Linked DNA regions of Mus musculus: region 2 is linked to region 1. The links are chromatin loops, found by intact Hi-C in ENCODE. Cell type or tissue: gastrocnemius. All regions are shown on one strand. Links, peaks and the distances in the headings refer to the core of each region. The heading gives the core; the rest is flanking DNA.

Evidence for each region. Peaks named below come from ENCODE experiments on the same cell type or tissue, not always from the same donor. Only the 100,000 strongest peaks of a DNase experiment are listed, where the experiment ranks them.
Region 2: a loop joins it to region 1, with 2.9 times the contacts of the local background. A loop is called at or near these places in 8 of 42 quality-filtered maps.

What each region holds. Positions count from the first base shown.
Region 1 is chr5:100,072,102-100,078,193 of GRCm38, reverse strand. It overlaps Tmem150c (transmembrane protein 150C), which reads left to right. Exons shown (of 8, transcript NM_001382851.1): 8 at 1-322. Tmem150cos (transmembrane protein 150C, opposite strand) reads right to left here and starts at 232. Exons shown (of 5, transcript NR_045993.1): 1 at 54-232. In gastrocnemius, for the core only: a CTCF peak has its summit at 3,440 (motif pointing left); a DNase peak (open chromatin) is centred at 3,447.
Region 2 is chr5:100,224,630-100,230,721 of GRCm38, reverse strand. It overlaps the pseudogene Gm8091. Among named protein-coding and RNA genes, the nearest start is that of Gm36304, 9.9 kb to the right of the region's middle. In gastrocnemius, for the core only: no CTCF peak of the experiment used is centred there; a DNase peak (open chromatin) is centred at 3,659.

The DNA.
Region 1 (6,092 bases), core at 1,350-5,349:
TGGTGTGAGAAAGCCTCGAGTAGAGTATTCTCTTATTAAAAAAGGCGTCTTACCGTAAATACTCCAGGGGGATGTCTGTTAGTTTTGAAACTGCTATGAGGTTTCTCTTCTTTCCTCCTTTTCACTTTTCTATTTTAAAGATTTTTATCAAAGAACAAACGGTTTTATTTTACTCTCCACACTCCAAGTAAAGAGCTTTCGGTGACACACTTCTCTGCGTTCTTAAGAGTGTGCAGCAGCAGCAGCGGCAGCAGCAGCATCCAGCCAATACTGACATTACTCACTGGGACCTGGCCACTGAATAAAGGGGTTTTATGCTAAATCCTGACTTCCTTGTTTCTTACACTAACAGTTCTTCGTGGGTGTGCACGTACACGTCCGTGCTTGCTGTGGATAGCTTGCAGAACACGTTCTTTAATGCTCATTCTATTGTGACGGATACAGTTCAGGATCAGTCAAATGGAAGAGGTGCATGGGTGAAGAAGGCAGGCCTGGGGCTGGCTCCCTTGCCCTCAGTGCACCCCAGGCTCTCCATCCCAGCTGCCCCCCAACCTCCCGGAAGTAGGTAGGCTGGAGGTCTAAGCACCTGGTGAGCAGCCTCATCCTAAAGTTACCTCAGTAGCATGAAGTCTGGTACAAACAGAAGATGTTCATTATGAATAAAACACTGCTGTTCTGTCCTATGGGTGTTAGGAATTCCATGGCAGGAATGGAATCGAAAGCCAAACATCTTGTCTGAGAAAATATTTTTTGTACAATAAAGTTTTAGCATATTCTTTCTCTCCTCCCTGATCTTCCCCACCCCCACGTCCAATTTCTCTCTTCATAAGAAGCTAAAATCAAAGCAAACTAAAAAGAAAACCAGTAAGGCAAAACGCAGTGTCTTAGTCAGGGTTTCTTTTTTTTTTTTTTTTTTTAAAGATTTATTTATTATATGTAAGTACACTGTAGCTGTCTTCAGACACTCCAGAAGAGGGCGTCAGATCTTGTTACAGATGGCTGTGAGCCACCATGTGGTTGCTGGGATTTGAACTCTGGACCTTCGGAAGAACAGTCGGGTGCTCTTACCCACTGAGCCATCTTACCAGCCCCTTAGTCAGGGTTTCTATTCCTGCACAAACATCATGACCGAGAAGCAAGTTGGGGAGGAAAGGGTTTATTCAGCTTACACTTCCATGCTGCTGTTCATCATCAAAGGAAGTCAGGACTGGAACTCAAGCAGGTCAGGAAGCAGGAGCTGATGCAGAGGCCATGGAGGGATGTTACTTACTGGCTTGCTTCTTCTGGCTTGCTCGGCTTGCTTTCTTATAGAACCCAAGACTACCAGCCCAGGGATGGCACCACCCACAAGGGACCCTCCCACCTTGATCACTAATTGAGAAAATGCTTTACAGCTGGATCTCATGGAGGCATTTCCCCACCTGAAGTTCCTTTCTCTGTGATAACTCCAGCCTGTGTCAAGTTGACACAAAACCAGCCAGTATGCAGAGATCTCACAAAAGGACGTGGGGTGTTTGTGTGTACGTGTGTTAGCACATGGAATCTGCCCAGTTGTGTTGTTGACATACCCAATGACACTCCATTTGAGGAAGCTGTGTGTCCCAGAAAATACCAGTTATGGGTATCTTCCTGGTTAGGAGTAGGAAGGACTTTTTGTCTGCTCTCCTTCCTCAGGGCTGGGATGTTGTCTGGTTTGAACCTACACAGGCCTTGTGTCACTGTCACCGGCTCTGAGTTCACATGTGTGTTCTAGACATCAGTTCTATGGTGTCTAGAAACAGTTTCTTTGGGATCATCACCTCTGGCTCTGACTCTCTGCCTCCTCTTCTGCATAGAGGGGTCTTGAGAGAAGGGGTCTTCTTTCTTTCTTTCTTTCTTCCTTTTTAAGATTTATTTATGTCACTGTCTATGTCTTGAGACACACCAGAAGAGGGCATCAGATCCCCAAATGGTTGTGAGCTACCATGTGGTTGAGTCACCATGTGGTTGCTGGGAATTTAACTCAGGACCTCTAGAAGAGCAGTCAGTGGTCTTAACCGCTGAGCCATCTCTCCAGCCCGAGGGAAGGGGTCTCGATAAAGGCCTCCCAGTTAGCGCTAAGTGCTCCAAACTCACTCTCTGCACACTGTCCAGTTGTGGGTCTCTGCTAATTACCATCTACTCAGAGCAGCAGCTTCTTTGATGAGGGCTTAGTCTGTGAGCTATGGTATAGAAATGTGTCATTAAGAACCACTGTACTGCAGTGGGGTCTCCCCTAGGCTCATGACATTTAGGCCCAGTTCTTGGCCATCTTACGCAGTATTTTGTACAGGTTCCATGTCATGTCATCTGGGTTACCAAAGATCCAAAGTGATAAGTACCATATTTCCCCTTACATATGGACGTCATCTTTTAAGTTTTAGATATGTGTGATTCAATCCAAAAACCACAGTGGTTAGGTAGCTGGTCAGGGACGGGGGTTGGGAGGCTGGGCATAGGAATGGGATCTTCCAACCCTTTTTATTTTTAAACGATCTCACACAAATACAGATGGAGCTCAGTGTGACCCCTTAGAGCTGAAATTCACAGCACTCATAGGAAGCCATAGCTGGGGCATCTTCATACAGAATGAGCAGCCCTGGCTGTCAGGGAACAAAGTCCCACACATACTGAGTTTCCTGTTGTCCAACTGAGCCTCTCGAAGGAGAAAAGGCCAGAAGTATTTAATGGTCATCCCAGCATTAGAGAGGCAGAGGCAGGAGGGCTGGGTTCCACTCTAGAATGAGCTACATAGTAAGACCCCTATCTCAAACAAGGAGAGAAGGAAGATTAAAGTATTGCCATATATCAACCCTTCCGAGTTATCCAGTCCAGATCTCCATCCTGCTTGGTCCACTCTTTACTAATTAACGACATCTCCACTGTAAGGCATCTCAGTTTTAACCCTTTATCTCAAGCCCTTAAACCCACCCTTGAACAGTTGTCCTGTGTAAGTTAAAGATGTGCGTCTTCCAATCGTTACAGGGGTCTCTTTCCCCTTACTCCTGTATCTGTTCTCACAGCCAATATTTGTGGGGAAACCCAAACAAAGTGACCTTTGAAGCTGAGTGCAAGCCAGGCATGACAGCGCACACCTTCAATCCCAGCCCTCAGGAGGCAGAGGCAGGCAGACCTGAGATTCCAAGGTCATAGTGAGGTCCAGGGTGACCACGACTACTTGCTGAGGCCACTTCTAGAAGGAAGAGGAGGAAGAGGAGGAGGGGGGAGGAGGAAGGAAAGAGGAAGGAGGAGGAGAAAGAAGAAGGAGGGAGGAGGAAAGAAAAGGAAGAAGAGGAGGAAGAAGAAGAAGAAAGAAAGGGGGAGGGGAAGGGGGAAGCAGGGAGGAGGGAAGGCGAAATTTAAGGCCAGCCTGGGCTACATGAAACCCTCCAGGTCTTTAAGGATGACTGTGAATCTCTACTGCCACCATCTGGCCCTATCTGCTAACCATCTCTCCTGATGTCTCCTAACAACAAACCTGGTCGGCTTCCATTATGGGTTCCCTTCAACCTGCTCCTGACACGACAAAGCTTAAAGGCTCTTAAAGGCTACACTTGTTCATTTTCTTTCCTGTGCTGACGAAACTCCAGGGCTTTCCCATGTCCTCAGACTGAAATCCCAGCTCACTACAATGTCCCATAGGTCCCAGCCCTCTAAACCTTTCCTTATTGCTGAGACTCCAGGGGTAATCTACCTTCAGATATGAAAATCTCACCCTCTTCACCGAGTTGGGTGTGGTCTCTCCACTCTTCAAATCAGCCTCCAGAGTCTACATCGACACTAGTTCTTAGGATTTGTTATGGACTAAGTCTTTGTAAAACATGATCTCGGGCCAGAGAGATCTTACTTACTGATAACCTGGACAACCGGAGTTCAATCCCCAGGACCCAGGTGGTAAGGAAGCCAATCTACAAGGTTGCTCTCTGACCTCCACATGTATGTCATGACACATGCACAGAGACATTAATAAGGTACATACATGCTTGTAACTGACTAAGATTACAGTGCACAGCAGCTGGGGAGTCGGCTCAGTGGTTAAAGCACTGGATGCCCTTTCAGAGGACCAGGGTTCAATTCCCAGCAATGACATGGCGGCTCACAACATCTGTAACACCACTTCCAGGGGGTCTGATATACTCTCATCTACCTTCTACCTCTGCTAGGACCAGGCTCATAACAGTGTACAGATATATGCAAGCAGGCTAAGAATGGCTTTATTTGGAGATGTGACCATGTTGGAGTGTGTCACTGTGGGCTTTAAAGCTCTTGTCCTAGCTACCTAGAAGCTAGTCATCTCCTAGCAGCCTTCAGACAGAGATGTAGAACTCTCAGTTCCTCCTGCACCATCCTGCCTGGACACTGCCATCTTGGTGATCACCCATCTTGGTGATAATGGACTGAACCTCTGAACCCGTAAGCCAGTCCCAATGAAATGTTGTCTTTATAAGAGTTACCTTGGTCACGTGTCTGTTCACAGCAGTAAAACCCTAAGATACCAAAGAAAAGCAATACCACCATTGAGGAAGAGAATGGGGCGATCTTGACATTCCTAACTGCACACTGTGGCACAGGCCTGTGCTGGGGAGGAGAGGCCGCGTCCTGCTCCGTAACATTGACTTACTTCATGACTTAGTTGATGTCCTAGTTATGTTGACTGCTGGATGCCAGGTCAAACATAAGATGCAACAGCAGAAAACCACTGTCTGACTCCCAGACTCTGCGCTAGCTGCTGGCGCAGCTGAGACATCTCTGCTCTGTGGTATCCAGGGTCTCAGCTCACTGACTAGAAAGCCTGAGGCTGGAAGCAGTGGCTAGCTGACTGCTTGCAGCCTGGGTTCCTCGGCAGGCGGTGTGAATCTGGGTTCCCACACAGCATGGAGGTAGCGGCTTCCCAGGAGCAAATGTGCAAACTGCAGCACCTGACTAGGAAGCTCTCGAAGCAATACAGTGAGAGCGCTGAGGCAGGGGAATTGGCTCAGGGTTCGAGCTTTGGGTGACCTTTCACTGTGTCCTCACAAGGTAGACAGGGAGGAGAGGGAGAGAGAGATCAGACAGTCATGGGACTAAAAAAACTGGTGAAACCAAGCTCTCTCCTGTCTTCTCTTCCCCTAATGAAGGCACCGACCCACTGGAGCAGGGCCTTATCCTTATGACATTTATTTACTTGTTTCATTTATTGAGACAGAGTCTTACCACGCGGCCCTGCTAATCTGAAACTCACATTCAGATGGTCCAGGCTCAGCCTCCAGGGTACTAGGGTCTAGATGGGTGCTACTACACTTCATTTCATCCAATTATCTCCTGAATGCCTACCCCGTTGGGATTTGAACACTGGAATTTCAAGGAACAGTCCTGGCGAGCCACCACAGCAACCGTCTGACAATGCCCGTAACGGCTCGAAGGGATTGGCCGTACCTTCCCGAGCTTGGAACTCTGCCAGTTCTGGCAGCTACCCAGGCCACTTTGCTGAAAGAGTTAAAAGACAAATGTATTAAGCACAGCTGAATGGAATGATGGGTAATAGTTGGACAAACAATATACTTGGCCTAAAAGCTTGTTAGGAAGATCAGAAAAATATGATCTTTGGTGAATTAGGGCTTTGAATAACACGTCCTGGTGTTTTCTTGGCAGATAGGGGTTTCTATATGATCCCTTTCCCCACCTCTCCCGGGCGCACTGAAAATCCTAACACCCAGTAACAAAGACCGCAACCCTATGGGGGGCGGGGGGATTAAAATGGAGTTAGACCCTCGCTTGCATTACTGTCAGGGCTCATCATAGTCTCTTCTTCATCTGCTTGGCTTGCTTCCTTCTTAGGCTTAATCTCAAAAGTTGAAACTTCAGGTCTAACTCTTCCCCTAGTCAAAACTCCATGATTTAACAGCATTTCTATGCCGATCAGCTCTCAACCTCAGCCTGCTCTGCGGTCAGGCCAGAGCTTTAGGCTCTGGGCTCGCACTCACTGGTTTGGTTACTTCTTACCTCTGTCTCCCAGTCTACATCAGCTTTCCACTTTACACATCAAGTCACTGTCTCCATAGCAACAGCTATCCAGTTACTCAAGGTAAAATTGT
Region 2 (6,092 bases), core at 1,273-5,272, 150 kb before region 1:
TTAAACTAGGGATTGGAAATCTTTCAATGAATCCTGGTGCAAGAAAGCAACATGGTGAAGAAAAGCCTTTGATTGGGTTGTTAGCTTTGTGTGTGAAATCTTGAATTGATAACCCAACAGATAAGCATCTAATAGCATCCCAGAACAGCCTGCTCATGTATTGTATGGTTGGGTCTTTAAAAACAACAATAACAATAGCTTGATTCTTAATCTATTTGCTTTACTAAAATCACTGCAGTGATCTTATCTTTCTGAGAAGTTAGAAATTCATCATTTATTAACCATTTAGAATCATTTAGTCAGTCCGAAAATATTTAGGAGTGTTTTCCACTTCCTTGTTTGAGCTCAGAGTCTGCCTGTCTGCCACCACATATCCATGTGGCAAGTGTAGTCGCCTGCTGTGTGACAAAACTTTTCCCGGGGAGACACAACACATGTGCTTACTCACCCCAGATAGGAGATCCACAACAGACCAAAGTGCAGCTTGGTGAATCAGTAAGTTTTATTGGAGTTACTTACAGGAGTGTAGGTGAGGGGTTACTTATAGGAGCAGAAATAACTGAAAGACAGCTCTACCGTCAAAGCCCACCCACAAAGCTGGGGACCTGGAGCACACTGTACCATCTGTAGGCAGCTCAGTGGATTGAAGAGCTCTTTATAGGTACATCAATTGGTCTAAATCTCTTTAAGGTGGCTTGGCTGTTTTCTGCTTCTTCCAGGCAAGCTAGTCTATCTAGTCTGAGAGTCTTCTCTGCACTTTGGCTTGTCTGAGAGCAACTCTCAGCTTTTATTTGCTCACGCTGGGAGGGGCTTGGTAAATCTGGTCAGTTTCAGGGACTTCCTGAAGCTATTTCGAGTTGTTTACCTTCCTGCTTAAGGAGCTTCCTGCAGGATGGAATGTCTTAATCTTATAGCAAATTGTTACCCAGCAGTCACCTCAGAGGCTAGTTCAGAGGAAGCTCACTTGAGAGCACCCTTAGGATCAGTGCCCACGAAGTAGGAATGCTGTGGGAGTAGGGATGGACGGGAGGAGAAGCTGGCCTCTGCTCAGTGTGATGGCAGAATCAACCAACACTACAGGGACTAGGTGCAGGCAGTGGTCCACACCTTCATTTATTCACTGCAGTGTCATCTGTGAGGGGATGGTATCTGCACAAGACCAAGACCAAGTTCTCAGCACAAAGGAGATCAATTTACCTCAGAGGGACCAAGGGCAGGGAATAAGAGACAAAGTCAGGAGAGAGAAGATGAGGGAGATGGGGAAGTAAACAAGGAGAGGGGAAGGGATATTTGTCCTGAAGGGACTAAGGACTGCCTCTGAATAGAGAGGACAGACGTGGCCCATAGGGAAATGGCGGTTTATAAAGGTAAGAAGGGAAACCCCATGTTAGGATGAGTTAATTAAGTTTGATTGCACAGGTTAATTAGGTGAGCCAAAGGGGCCTTTGATCACTGACTTCAGTACTTTGCTAGCTGGACCTTGGTGGTCAGCCTCGCTTTAGGAATGTAATCTAATGGTTTTTAGCAACGCAGAGGGAGTGGGGTGTGTGTGTGTGTGAGCAAGTCAAGGCCTGCTACAGCCACATGTGCCATGCTGGGCCTGCAGGAGCCCTTCAGTGAATGGAGGGACAGTAAGTACCTAGGGAACGTGATTCTCTGTCAGTGGCAGCGCTGCCCGCAACTGGGACATGAGATGCTCTTCAGTCTAAGAAGGGGTTGAGGTGGCCTATGACAATGTCCCTCCTGTGTGCTTTTAGGTTCTCTGAGAAAAATCCTCATTCAACTGGCTTAAACAAAGGAAGGCACCAGACCAGTTAGCACCTGGGCTCCGTAACATTTTCAAGGCGCTGTCCAGCTTCCTGATCTGTCAGTGGAAGATGTCAGTTTTGTTTCACAGGCTCTGGTCATAGCCAAAGATGGTGGAACAGGGGTCACTGTGGGAAACAAGAAACCATGTTGGTCCCTGTGCCTTTTATGTTGTAGAAAATAGTTCCCTGTGTCTTTCTTTTTTGTTGTGATGATAGAGATGACAATATTTATTATTTTACCTATTTAAGACTTATCTTTCCTTTTTCAATGGATATGAGTACACTGTCACTGCCTTCAGACATGCAATCAGAGGGCATCGGATCCCATTACACATGGTTGTGAGCCACCAAGTGGGTGCTGGGAATTGAACTCAGGACCTCTGGAAGAGCAGTCGGTGCTCTTAACCACTGAGCCATCTCTCCAGCCCCATTTTACCTATTTAAAATTACATGCTTCTATGGCTTTAAGTCCATTCACAGTGTTGTATAACATTTATTACAATTGAGTTTTGTCACTTTGATCCAAACCTAGACATAGCTGGGAAGAGGGGATATCAGTTGAGGAACTGTTCACTAGACTGGCTTGTTGTGTGTCCAAGGGGCGTTTTTGTTGATTAATGCTTCATGTGGGAGGGGCCCAGCCCATTGTGGGTACTGCATCTGCATCCCGGGGTAGTTAAGAAAAGAGCTGAGCACACCTTGAGAAGCAAGCCAGTAAACAGCTGCTCTCTGCTTCAGTTTCTGCCTCCAGGTTCCTGCCCTGAGCTCCTGCCTTAGCTCCTTACCTCCATGCTAGCCTGCAAGCTGTAAGATAAAGCAAACCTTTTCCTGCCCGAGTTGCTTTTTAGTCCCTGACTAAATTTACAGCCGGCGCCTGTGACTTCCTGGTCCTGAGGCTAAGCTCTCAAGGGCTGCTCCTCTTCCCCTCCACCATGTCAGCTAGCATCTGCACCTTTGCTGTCTTCCTTGACTCCATCTCTTCGTTCTAACATCAAGGCTTTTTAATTTTTAAACAAATCTAGTCACTGGCCTTTTCAAATAGATCTAGAACTTAACCACTCCTAATCACCATTTCTGTTTCTCTCCTGGACCACATTTTGTGACCTAGATTTCTGTCACAGTCCCTACAAGACCTCTTTCCCACTTGGTCCCCCTTGGTCTCCCTTTATCTCCCTTGGTCCCATCACCTGCCTCATCCACTGTCTTCTCCCATGGTTCCCTGATGTCTCCAGAGCCTTGTGTTGGAGTTTCCTCCAACATACTTAGCCAAATGGGTCTTCACTGAAGCCATAGTACAGGTTAGACTTTCCCCAGATGCCTATTTCATACCCTGAGTACATCATATTGTCCTCTACTTCATTGTTTTTCATGTATTTATGACTAAGGTACTCTGTGTTTCATCTACACTGGTTGGCATCTGTCTTTCCTATCAGACACACGGGCTGCCTTTGTTCCACAAGGGAAGTGATGTTTGTCTGTCGACTTCACTGGAGTCTCAGTGCTGAGGGAAGAACCTGGCATAGGGTAGACATGTAATAAATCTGTTGGTACAGCATCTTACACAAGAGAAAGCTGAGGCTCAACACAAGGAAATAATCTACTCAGGGCCACATAGCTAGGAAGTAGCCAAGTGGAGTAGTTAAATGCTCTGTGATGTTTTATAACATTAAAAAATCCATTTAGCAAAAAGCCAGACGATACCAATGGCCCCACTCCAGCCTTTCTCCCTTCTACTGATGGAAGTAAGGAGTTTGAAATGAGCTGGGATCTCCTGCTGAGGGGCATCAGGAGATTGTCTGTGGGCCGCTGGCAGGACGTTCAGACTGAGTGTCATTAAGGAAGGAAGTTAGCAAGCCATCTCCGTGCTGGGCCTGGCCTGAGGAGCAGAGGCCAAGGCCTGTAATTAAATGCAGAGCAGCTGCTCTAGGCTGGCACTGTGTGGGGGAGGGATCTGGGCCACAAGGGGTGGATTTGCAGACTCTGAAACAGTTCTGGAGAACAGCAGTTTTTGATATAAAGACTCAGCACATGAGCATCCCGCTTTGACTTGCCCATGGTCCCTGGGATCCCTCCTGTAATCTACACCAGGGTGGAAGGACAGAAGTCTCGCAGGACCCGGAAGGACGCTCTGCGGCTTTGCAATTGGGCTCGCTGCCGCTTTGTCAGGATGAGAAGGGTCTGGGGTTTTGCGGCTGGGTTGGATTTTGCATGTTCATTTCCGTAAGTTGCTTTTTTTTTTTTTTTTGGTTTTTTCGAGACAGGGTTTCTCTGTGTAGCCCTGGCTGTCCTGGAACTCACGCTGTAGACCAGGTTGGCCTCGAACTCAGAAATCCGCCTGCCTCTGCCTCCCAAGTGCTGGGATTAAAGGCGTGCGCCACCACCGCCCATGTGCTCATGCGAGCTGGCGAAGCACACAACTGGTGTTTCTTGTATTAGGAAGCCATGCTGCAGGCGCTCTCTCTACACAGGATGCAGCAGGGTAGAGCTTTGAGAACTGGAGCCTTGGCTGGCAGGTAGCTAGCTTCTTGACCAGTTGACAAGGAGGAGGCAGAGGCACAGAGTAGAGCTTGAGTCCTACAGGCTGCAGGCCCACTTCAATGGTGCACCAGAGTTGCAGTCATGGGAGGTCAGGCCATGGGAGGCTTTAGGGCACAAAGTCCTGACTAGGGCATCGCTGTCCTAGCTATACTGTGAGACTTGAACAGGAGAGGCCCATGGAACTCTAGTCAACAGCAAGATATTGACTCAGAACAGGCCTAAGAGAGGAAGCTCTGAAGGCTTGGTTGAGAGAGAGAGAGAGAGAGAGGCGGGGGGGTGGGGTGGGGGGGGTGGGGGGGGAGAAGGCCCCTGGGTCAAAATGCCTGTTAGCAACATTCCATGGCTCTTGGTGCTGTTATCACTCTTCTTTCCTTTTTATTTTCTTTTTTTCCTGACAAGGGCTCACTCGGGGAGAGTCTATGGAATTCCTTCTTTGTCACTTCCATTCTCTGATACATTGTTGCCCTCAATGGCATCTGGCTGGTCAACAGCACTGCCCACGTATGGGAAAGCAGACCTATGACAAGCAAATCAGCCCTCAGAAGAACCCACTCGTCGCTCTGGGAGCCATTGGTGAGTGAGGCATTGAGAGCCAGAAGAGGTATGGCGGTCCAGATGTTATTGACTTAGTGGGAGGGAAGGGTTTATGGCTCTAAAAAAGAGAGTGGAGCAGTGCAGAGACACTGAACATTGGCCTTAGCATCCTAGCTCTCAGACAAGTCGGGCGAGTTCTCTGCCTTACAATGCTCTTATCTGTCAAACAGTCAAAGAGCAATGCCTCCCTTGTAGAGCATACAAACTGCACAGTGCAGCTCCTGGAGCACGGAAGATGATCAATAAATGGGATAATAGTTACTTTCATCATGAAAATTTTCCTACAGGAAGAAAAGCAGCAATTGCTTTGTTTCTCAAACAGTCTTGTCTACTCTAGACTTGGCTATCCAATCATATGTCAGGGGGGAAAAAAGGCCTTCAATCAAGCAGTGGCAAGAAAGGAGAGTCATGGACCACAAGTAGCTAAGAGTAATGTTAGCCAGTGCGGACTCCAAGTTAGGTTCCTCCTGGGTCCTCCACTTGCTCTCTGGGCACGGTCCTCAACATTCTGGGTTCTTATCTGTAATAAGACAGTAGGTAGCCCTTCCCTCCTCCCTTGGTCGCTGGAGAGTAAAATGAGTTAATACACAGCCTTGTCAAGCTGCTTAGCACGAAGTCGGCCCTCTGTGGCACTGCCTTTATTGCCAGCTTTATGGTCGTAGGTGAGTTACCTCTCCCTTCTGTGCATTTCTGTCCTCATTTTAAAGCAGCGATAATCATAGCAGTTAGCTGAGAGGCGTGAGGATAATAGGAGTTAGTACTTAGCCCTTAGCGCTCTGCTCAGTGTGCAGTAAGCAACTCATAAATATTAGCTGAGCCCCTCCAAATGCAATGCTGGCTCCTTGGTAAAGCTCTGAACATTGAGCAGAGACCAAGCCAGGAGGAGAAGGGTAGGAACAGTCTCTGCCACTTGGTGGTGAGCTCCTGTGTCTGTTTCATCAACCATCCAACTAAGATCCCGGAGTGCTTAAGGTCTTGTCAACCTGTGTTGACAGCAGCAACAGGAGGGGGATAATCTGAGCTCTAGCTGTGGAGTCACTCCATGGGAGGGGACGGGAGGGGAGCCCAGAAGGGATTGTCTCCTCTCTGCTGCTTTCTTCTCTCATCTTGTGTCTTGAGTGGCTATAACTAGAGGAGACACATTATGTGCCA